2 separate regions of the Homo sapiens genome follow, and region 1 is linked to region 2. The links are chromatin contacts, found by Hi-C or POLR2A ChIA-PET in ENCODE. All regions are on one chromosome and are shown on one strand. The core of a region is the stretch at or near the end of the contact, and the rest is flanking DNA. Distances in the headings are between cores, read along the strand shown.

Region 1 (4,721 bases), core at 1,473-3,972, 48 kb after region 2:
GGTACATGAAATCAAGAATTTCAGATTTGGAAGTTTGGTCACAGCCTGAGCTCTCTGCACAAAGGAAGAAAATTGGCTCTTGCTGATAATGTATGTGTCTTAGTCTGTTGGGGCTTTGTATTCGTTCGTTTTCACTTTGCTATAAAGAACTACCTGCAACTGGGTAACTTATAAGTAAAAGAGATTTAATTGACTCACAGTTCTGCATGGCTGGGGAGGTCTCAGGAAACTTCCAATCATGGCAGAAGGCAAAGGAGAAGCAAGGCATGTCTTACATGCTGGTAGGAGAGAGGGAGAGAGAGAAGGGGGATGCACTGTACACTTATCCAACAACCAGTTCTCATGAGAACTCTATCAGGAGAACAGCAAGGGGGAAATCCTCCTCCATAACTCAATCACCTCCCATCAGGCCACTTCTCCAACAGGTGGGGATTAAAATTCAACATGATGTTTGGGTGAGGACACAGAGCCAAACCATACCAAGCTTCCATAACAAAATAGAATAGAATAGACAGAGTGGCTGGAAGGACAGGAATTTATTTCTTATAGTTCTGGAGGCTGGGAAGTCCAAGATCAAGGTTCTGACACATCCCATGCTTGGCAAGGGCCTGCTTCCTGGCTTGTAGATGGCAGCCTTCTTGCTGTGTACTTGTGAAGGGAGAGCTCTTGTGTCTTCTTTTCTTATAAGATAAACTTATGTCATCATGAGGGCACCACCCTCATGGACTTATCATTACCTAATAACCTCCCAAAGGCCCTGCCTCCAAACACCATTACCCTGGGGTTTCTGCACCAACATATGAATTTAGGAGTGAGGCACGAATGTTCAATCTCCAGTAGTCCCTCCTATCATGTGGCCTTTCAGAGCCGGCTTTATTTCTGAACACTCTAATCACCCTGCAGTGGAGGAACGGTAGACAATAAGATCTCCAAAGATTCTGCCAACCAAATAAATGTACCTTAATTTCCATTACTTTAGGACCCTAGGAGCCACAGCAGGAGACAGGTCCCAGGAGCCAAAGTAACTATAAAATTGTCTGGAAGTTCAAAGAAACAAAGGATCAATGAGGGATGAAGTAAATTCACACTGAGGGATGGCTTGTCCCGAGCCTGGAGGAAGTGTTGGTTGGATGAGCGGAGAGAGACAAACTTGGTATTACAGATCACGCAGCTGCTGTGCTTCCTCAGCAATAAAACCACAAAAGAGACATGCTTAATCTCCCTGAATCTCAGTTCCCTAAAGCACATGCCTGAAAATGCTCAGAGACCCATCAAGAAAAGCTACTGGGCTCCTATGTACCTGGACTGGGGCCACAAAAAACCCTCAGAAGGCAATCGAGAAATCAGGACTTTGATTTTTAATGACGGTGGGAAAACGCCAGGAGAAGGATGGGCAGAAAAAGAAAGATGAAAGATTTTAAGCATCTCTGATGAAAGAGCCTGAGTGAGGTGCATGTGAAAAGAGGTGGATGAGAGACACAGAAAGCAAAAGTAATGAGGCAGTGCCAGTGGAGGTGGGGAAGAGAGCAGGCATCAAAAGAGGAGGGTGTCCTGTGAAGTGCAAAGGTGGGGAAGTGCGTGCCAGAGACCAGCTATGCAGGGCTCCCACTGGCTGGCTGCTCCCTCCTTGGAGAGAGGAGAGATTGGCTCATCTCTATGACTTGTACGGCTCGGGCCTCTGAGTGGGCAGAAGGGATAGGTGCAGGATTTGGCTAATGACTGTCTGGTCTTCACCATTTCTCTGTATATTCTGGAGAGCAAGGGTTAAGGAGAGCTGCTTTATTTTGCCTACCCAGGATCCATTTCTTCCTCCTCTGCTCACAGCAGATTTCCATCTGGGAGCCCCGCTTACCAATGCTTTGCTTCCTTCCACCATTACTCCAAAGCTGGGCACATTACCCAGGTTTTGCCCATGAGATACAGGATCAACTAAGTGGTTGGCTTGGGAGTTGACATGGGACCCAAACTGGACCAATCATGCCAACATCATCAACTCCAAGACTTGGCTAGAATGATGGAAGATAGGTCCTCTTTTTCTCCTGTGGCTAAGCTAAGTAGGATGTCATTCTGAAGCTCCTACTGCGTGGGGAGAGTGTGAGAATGCAACAATAGGAGGAACCTAGGCTGGGCTTAGCTTGGGGGGCAGGGGGCGGGGTTGAGGGCCTGGATTCAGCAGCGCTTGAGGCTGGACATATCCTTGGGCATCTCCGAATTATGGATCCCCACATTCCTGTTGTTCCTCAAGAATGCCTGAGCTGGATTTCTGTCACTGAAAGCGTCTTAATACAGTTTCCACCTCTTCCGGTGGCAAGCTCACTCTCTGCCCAGGTTTCTTTGAGTATACTAGTTTGATTTCTTCCCGTGGCCACTGCCCAAATCCAGGGCCTTGATGTGTGGTTTGAATCCTAGCTCTTCTATTTCCTAAATGTAAGGCTTTGAGTAAGTTACTCAAACTCTCTGTTTCCTCATCTGTAAAATGGGGACAGCACTATCTCATCAGGTTGTCTGGGAAACTAAATGAGCCCATTGATGTCAATTGCTTAGAAATGTGTCTAGCACATAGTAAGCACTCAAATAAGCATTAGCTAGCTGGTGCCATGTCTTATCCTGCATGCCGACCCAGGAGGAGATGCAAAACAGTTGCCACCGCCAAATGGTCTCCCCCGCTGAGCCTGCACTTAGAATGCTGGGTTGACACAAACTTGGCTTTCCTCCCACACCTCCTGTTACTTTTAAAGCATGCAAAGGGCAAAGTGAGTAAGCGTTGATATGTGGGCCAGGATCCCAGGGTGCAGCCAGCCATGGCCCCAGGGAGGTGGGGGGGGGGATCTGCCCTGCCTTTCTGGCAGCAGGAAAGGCGTGGGCTCTGAAGGGGCACCACAGCCTGCAGGGCAGAGGCTGTCAGTCAACGGGAAGAGTTTTCCGAGGCTGGGCATTGAGCAGCTTCAAAGAGGACAGAACATAAGTACCTTTATTCTTTGAAACTTCTCTGAGATGCCTGGAGCCATATTCAAAAGTTATTTGTGGGTCTATTGGCTGCATAGTAATTGACTTACGCACCCCTGAGAATTCAGTCTCACTATGGTTTTCCGCCTCTTTATCTTAATTTTTGAAATCTTAAATTGTCCTTATAAAAAAAAAAAAAAAGACAGGCTGGGCGTGGTGGGTCATGCCTGTAATCCCAGCACTTTGGGAGGCCAAGGCAAGTAGATTGCTTGAGCCCAGGAATTCAAGACCAGCTTGGGCAACATGGTGAAACCCCATCTCTACTAAAAATATGAAAATAACTAGCTGGGCATGGTGGTGTACTCCTGTAGTCCCAGCTACTTGGGAGGCTGAGGCGAAAGGATCACCTGAGCCTAGGAGGTCGAGGCTGCAGTGAGCCAAGATCACGCCAATGCACTCCAACTTGGGTGACAGAGCAAGGCCCTGTTTCAAAAAAAAAAAAAGACAAAAGGCAAACTTTTGGGGGAGAATAAGTTAAGAAACTCTGTTGTCTCAAACAGTCTACTTGCTGGGACTATTCCTGCAGTAATGAGACCATTTCTCTTTGACATATGTCAGGGTAGCCCTCCAAATGCCCAGGATTCATTTCAATTCCCCTCATGTCAGAACACATGAGTCCTTTCTTTATGGACCCTCCACTCGCCCTGTTACCATAGAAACCACTGCCTGTGTCAGCACCTTGGAGAGGGTAGGAAGGAGGCATGAGCCGCCGTCATAGCAACACGCATCTCCACAGCAGCAGCCCACGCTCCGTGCCATCTTGTCTCCGAAGAGGAGGAATGGTTGTTGGGGATACCCGAATACTTTCCCCAGTCTGAGAAGAGAGAGCTCAATAACTTGACCCTTGCCAGTAATTCTGGCAGCTCTGCCTGGGATGGAAGAATCAGAAAGTTCATTTTCAAAGTGTTAAGATGACCATATAGGCCAGAATGCATCGGAAGCCATAAGACCAGCAAGGCCACCTGTCATTGTTGAAAGGGTTCAGGTGTTCATACTGATGTTTATGCTAACATTGTTCTCACATGACTAATACAGCATTGCAGTTAAGAGCATAAGCCCAGGAACCTGACTCCCTGGATTGGAATTCTGGCTTTGCCACTAACTGGCTGTGTCACTGTATGAGTCCATTCTCACATGGCTATAAAGACATACCTGAGACTGGGTGATTTACAAAGAAGTGAGGTTTCTTTCTAAGTTGGCATACAGTTCCATAGGTTGTGCAGGAAGCACGGCAGCATCTTCTTCTGGGGAGCCCTCAGGAAACTTACAATCATGGCGGCAGGCAACGGGGAGCCAGGTGTCTTATATGGTGGAGCAGGAGCAAGGGGCCGGGGGAGGGTGACACACACTTTTAAAACAACCAGATGTCGTGATAACTCACTCTTTCACTATCTTGAGAACAGCAGTGAGGGGATGGTGCTAACCTATTCATGAGAACTCCACCCCCATAAGCCAATCACCTCCCATCAGGGCCAACCTCCAACACTAGGGATTACAATTTGACATGAGATTTGGGTGGGGACACAGATCCAAACCACATCAGTTACCTTGGATAAGTCAACTTTGTGTCTCGATTTTCTTTTTTTTTTTTTTTTTTTCATTATACTTTAAGTTTTAGGGTACATGTGCACATTGTGCAGGTTAGTTACGTATGTATACATGTGCCATGCTGGTGTGCTGCACCCACTAACTCGTCATCTAGCATTAGGTATATC
Region 2 (4,951 bases), core at 184-2,683:
TGTGTGTCTGTGTCTTAGTTTTTAACAAAAAGTTAAAAAATATTTAAATAGGAAAAACGTTATAGAATAAGGATATAAAGAAAAAAATTTTTTGTACAGCTGTATGATGTGTTTATGTCTTGAGCTAAGTGTTATTGCAAGACTCAAAAAGTTTTAAATGGTTTAAACGTTTATAAAGTATAAAAGTTATAGTCAAGTCAAGGTTAATTTGTTGTTGAAGAAAGAGAAATAGTTTTTATAAATTTAGTGTAGCCCAAGTGTACAGTGTTTATGAAGTCTACAGTATTGTACAGTAATGTTCTAGACCTTCCCATTCACTCACTACTAGCTCCCGGACTCATCCAGAGCAACTTCCAGTCCTGTAAGCTCCATTCATACTACATACTCTACCAAGCTGTACCATTTTTAATCTTTTATACAATATTTTTACTGTAGCTTTTCTATGGTTAGTTATGTTTAGATACACAAACACCATTGTGTTACAATTGCCTATACACAGTATTCAGTATAGTCACATACTATACATGTTTGTAGCCTCAGAGCCATAGGCCACACCATACAGCCTAGGTGTGTGGTAGGTTCTACTATTTGGGTTTATGTAAGTGCCCTCTGTGATGTTTGCACAGGGACAAAATCACCTAACAACTCATTTCTCAGAAAGTATCCCTGTCATTTAGTGGTGCATGACTAAATGGTGCATAATCATATTAGGAGGTTGAGTTTAAGAGAGGCAAGTTGTGAAGAGCTTTATCTACCCACTTTAATAGGAAATTTTAGGCAATGTGGAGATATTTGAAAATATGGAGGTAAATAGAAGATATAAAATGAAAGTTCCTGAAAGTGGTTGCCTCTAGGAACCAGGGAGAGGGAGGGGTGTTATATGTGTGGGGATTGATGTTTCTTGTTATAAGCTTTTAAGCACTAATTGACTTTTTAATGATGCAAGTGTGTTTCTTTGATAAAATTAAAATTGAGGGAAAAGAGAAAATTGCGTAAGCACTTCTCTACTACTTAATTTATGTACCTTATGAATTGGATTTCCATAAATGGGTTTTGTCCAAGCAGGCTACTCGTGGAGATTGCAGATCATAAATAAGAATTGCTGATATTAAGGAGGTAATTAATTGGCCAGTAGCCAAGGAGAGACCCTTCATTCCTAATAAAGGAGTCCAGGCTCCAGCTTGAAGAGTCAGGATCTCTATTGTGGGCTTCGTTCTTGCCAGGATTTGAAGAGAAACCCTTTACTAATCCACACTTTGCAACACAATCCACCTGATGAGTCACTGATACTGTTGGTGAGAGCCTAAATAATCATCATTCCAACTAGAAGAATGCTCGTGCTTGCTCTCTGTTGCCATAGAAACAGTGCAGCTCCAGTCTCCCTGTTGCTTTGGTAACCCACCCCCCTTTCCTCACATCACTACTGCTGGGGTATTTTGCTGCCAAGATAATGGTCTCTATTATGGATTGAATGTTAATGGGCAGTCCTTTACCCCAGACTACACCCAGCCCCTTCTGCAGCTCCACATTTGAAGGCCTTGTCTAAGTGGCATCTCAATGAGATGGTAATAGATACTTGAATCAGATGGAGAGGAGCTGTAGTGATGGGGGTGGGAGGGGATAGAAGAAGCGTTCAGCTTCTAATCTTGAAAAGGGAGGACTCGGAACTTGGAGAGGCAAAAATGAGGAAATCATCCATTAGAGTGCCTCAGCTGTGTATGAAGTCCTAAAGCCATTTCTTCCAGTCAATAAAAGGTAATGCTAAGTAAGGTTTATTGAGGAATGAATATATGCTGGATACTGGGTTAAGTACTTTTTGCCTATTTAATCCTATTTTACAGAAGAAATGGATAAGGAATCTGTTCAATGTCACAGAGGTTCAGAATTCAAACTCAAATCATAGTCACTGCACTAAGCTACTGCTCACTTGAGAATGGAACAAGCAAGGGTGGCATCAGAGAGTGCCCTTACACTAAAAGAGCTTACTTTTCAACTGGAAAAAGACATTTAACACAAAAGGGGAAAAATTAGAAGATGACATCTTATAGACCGTGTGAAGTGCAAAGTTCTGGTGCCATGTTCACAAAGAGGCGAAAGTGGGCGAGACATTACAACGGCCTTTCCATAGGAAAAAAAGAAAGAGGGCTCCTGCAGACACTGAGAGGAATCTAGGAGACAGGAGTTGCCTGATTTAGTCTCAAACCTGATACAGCAAGAATCAGGGGCAAGTTCAGGCATCAGCCCCAGAGCAGGTGTTTAACCTGAGTCACCCTGGACTGATGATGGGTTTTCAGTTGTCAGCAAAGTAGAAATTTGGCTCCTCTCCTCTTCGTTTGAAATTCAAATTTTCTTGATACTGCCTCTTTTACTTTGAAATTCAAAAAAAAGTTGAAGTTTCATATGAAATTGTTTTAAATTTTATGGCTCTCAATTTCACAATCCAATAACCCTGTTTAGTTTACAAGATTTTTTTTAGCCACCTAAAGTCCTCATGGCATTAAGTGGAGTATAAATCTTCAGAAATAGAATTTCTATGGTGTCCTGATTTTTTAAAATCAGAATTACGATGCTTCGACTTGTCCTTCTGTATCTTCTAATTCTTCCCCCATTCTCCTCCTTTAACACTCCAGGGCATGGAAGTCATCCAACAGCTGCTGGAGGGACTGTGCAGAGTTACGACGGAGACAGTGACTCCTCCAAAGGGGTCTCGAGGGTAAAGCATCTTGATGTCTTTATCTGCAGGGTCTTTTCAAGCCCAAAGCAGTGGTTCTCAATCCTGAGCTCGTTCTAGTCATCTCCGAGAATAAACATGTGCAATTGTCAATGCCAAATCAATATATATTGGTTTAAAATGTTTATAATACAGATGTATGTTGTCAGGAAATCTTGGAGGGAGGTGAATGCCACAGAACACCTGACAGTAATATCAATTGTTGGCTAAATGATAGCTTGCACGTGAGACTGTCTAGATTCAAATCCAGCCCAACTTCTCTCTGTCTCTGTTTCTTCTCTTTCCCAGTAGCTGTGTAACCTGGGGTAAGTCATTTCATTCTCTTAAGTCTCAGCTTCCTCTTCTGCAAAATGGAAGAAAAGGAAAGTCATATTTTTGTGCAGATTAAATGAGACAATGCATGAAATAGATTATAGTGGTACCTGGAATGTAATGCTTAATAGATATTAACGTTTTTATTCTTAGAAAAACAAATCCACTAGATGTTTAAGGTCCTCAAAAAGATTCATCTCTCCTAGCGACTGGCCTTCTGTGCATTTTTTCCTGTTTCAGTTTGTGAACTTTGGAATACAGGATTTCCTAACACTTCCTGCTACTGCTCTCTTAAGCTCCTACCTGGATTTGGTCATTGAGGCCCTGATGTTTCCAGTTTTTTACCTTGCTTCATCCTTGCATCTACCTACTCAGCATCCTACATCTTGATTTCTATGGCTCTGCTTCTAGACCTAGGATAAACCCTGATCTTAGTTACTCCCTTGCTCAGGAATAGATTTCTTATATTCTTGATGGTGGACTTGGGTGAGATGGTGGATCCAGGATTATAATTAAAAAGAGTAGGGAAGGAACCTAGGGCCTTTGTAAAAAGAAATCAGATGTCTTAGCATCTGGCGAATTGGAAACTGCTGCCCCAGAATGCAGAGGATGATTTGCTCATGAACTATACTGTGTCTGGTGTAGGGGTTATATTTTAGAAAGTTCTAGCAGGAGGGTAAGTTTGTTTTGAATAGTTTTGTTGAATAACAATCCCCTCATGTATAAGAAAGCCTTTTTCTGTAACAGAGCATGCAGCCTGGAGCAATTAGGAAAAGGAGAACCCACCTAGTCACTAGAGTAACTGAATCAATTTTGGAGATTCCCTGGGGTGATAGGTGGCAGTACCTCAACATGCCCACTATGTTTGCAACACTATGGGTTGCAAAAAGAAAGAGAAAAAGCTTAAATATCACCCTCAATGAACAAATGAAATTGTTGAGGCTGGGCATATAGAATTAGAAAATTTTATAGAGAATAGGTATGCTAAATATATATATATACATATATATGTATATATGTGTGTATTTCTGTATGTGTGTGTGCATGTGTAACAAACTATACAGACAACAGAGTTTGAAAGATAATTGCCAAAATATGATAGAGCTGAAGCAGAGTGGTTTGGGAGGTGAGGTGAGGTAGTACTAAAGGTAATCATTTATGTTTGGTGCTTGAAAGGCATCAAAATATCCTGGAAAGAGTACACCAACTTGGAGCGTTCCAGCTGCAGCTCAATCCTCACCTTGCTGTGTGAACTTGGAGTAGACACTTTCCCTCCTGCATGATGAATGAATGTCGTATAGTTGGAGAAAAACAGATAATGAATGTGAAGGTGATTTGTAAACATGCAGTTGCTATAGAGTTGGCAGTTCAATAACCATTATGAGCCTATGTCTTGAGTTTCAATATATCTAGCCACTCTTTCTACTTGAAAATTCATGATCTTATTAAATAAAAATGTACTGATCCCATTATTTTACATGGAATGGTGCCACTATAATGGTGGGCTATGGGCCTGATCTCAGACCTTCTGGAGTCTGTAAAATGGAAGCTTCCATCTAGGAAACTGAAACAGCCTCCTAACTAGTCTCACTGATTCCACTCATGCATTCTCCACATAGTAGGCAGAATGAGTAATTTTTTCTTAAATATAATAATTGATACATAGAACTGTTGTATATTTCTTGTTTTTTTAAATTTCTGGCATCTATACCCAGTGTGATCTTTTAGAAATAACCAGATCATATTGGTCTTCAAGTGAAATACTTCAGTTGCCTCCTAATGAATTTATATAATAAATGCTCCAAAACCCATCATCCAACTTAAGGACTAGAACATGCACCTAGTAACTACCTTAAGTATCTCTGTGTCCCCTACCCCACCCTCTTTTCTTTTCCCAGAGGTAATCAC

The links. A loop is a pair of places that touch in the nucleus more often than their neighbours do. ChIA-PET counts read pairs that join two places held with the same protein, here RNA polymerase II (POLR2A). Pooled maps may share reads with other maps.
Region 1: a map of adrenal gland shows a loop between it and region 2 (6-fold over the local background). The contact joins the enhancer-like site here to the promoter of LINC02134 in region 2. A Hi-C loop is called at or near these places in 3 of 168 maps with a recorded cell type or tissue (MCF 10A, adrenal gland and posterior vena cava), 1 of 37 single-sample maps with no recorded cell type and 1 of 50 pooled maps. POLR2A ChIA-PET finds 5 or more read pairs at or near these places in 3 of 52 experiments (OCI-LY7, PC-3 and Panc1).

Annotation. Positions count from the first base shown.
Region 1 is chr16:48,010,874-48,015,594 of GRCh38, forward strand. No RefSeq gene overlaps it. Among named protein-coding and RNA genes, the nearest start is that of LINC02134, 48 kb to the left of the region's middle. RefSeq lists an enhancer at 2,311-2,812. Within about 2 kb of position 2,723, at least 2 of the 41 ENCODE cell types and tissues checked have a DNase peak (open chromatin) inside an H3K27ac peak, as active enhancers do; they include PC-3, where a contact is called at or near this core.
Region 2 is chr16:47,964,256-47,969,206 of GRCh38, forward strand. LINC02134 (long intergenic non-protein coding RNA 2134) reads left to right here and starts at 1,434. Exons shown (of 2, transcript NR_146502.1): 1 at 1,434-1,755. It overlaps LOC105371237 (a long non-coding RNA gene), which reads right to left and starts at 1,181. Exons shown (of 4, transcript XR_933513.2): 1 at 1,025-1,181.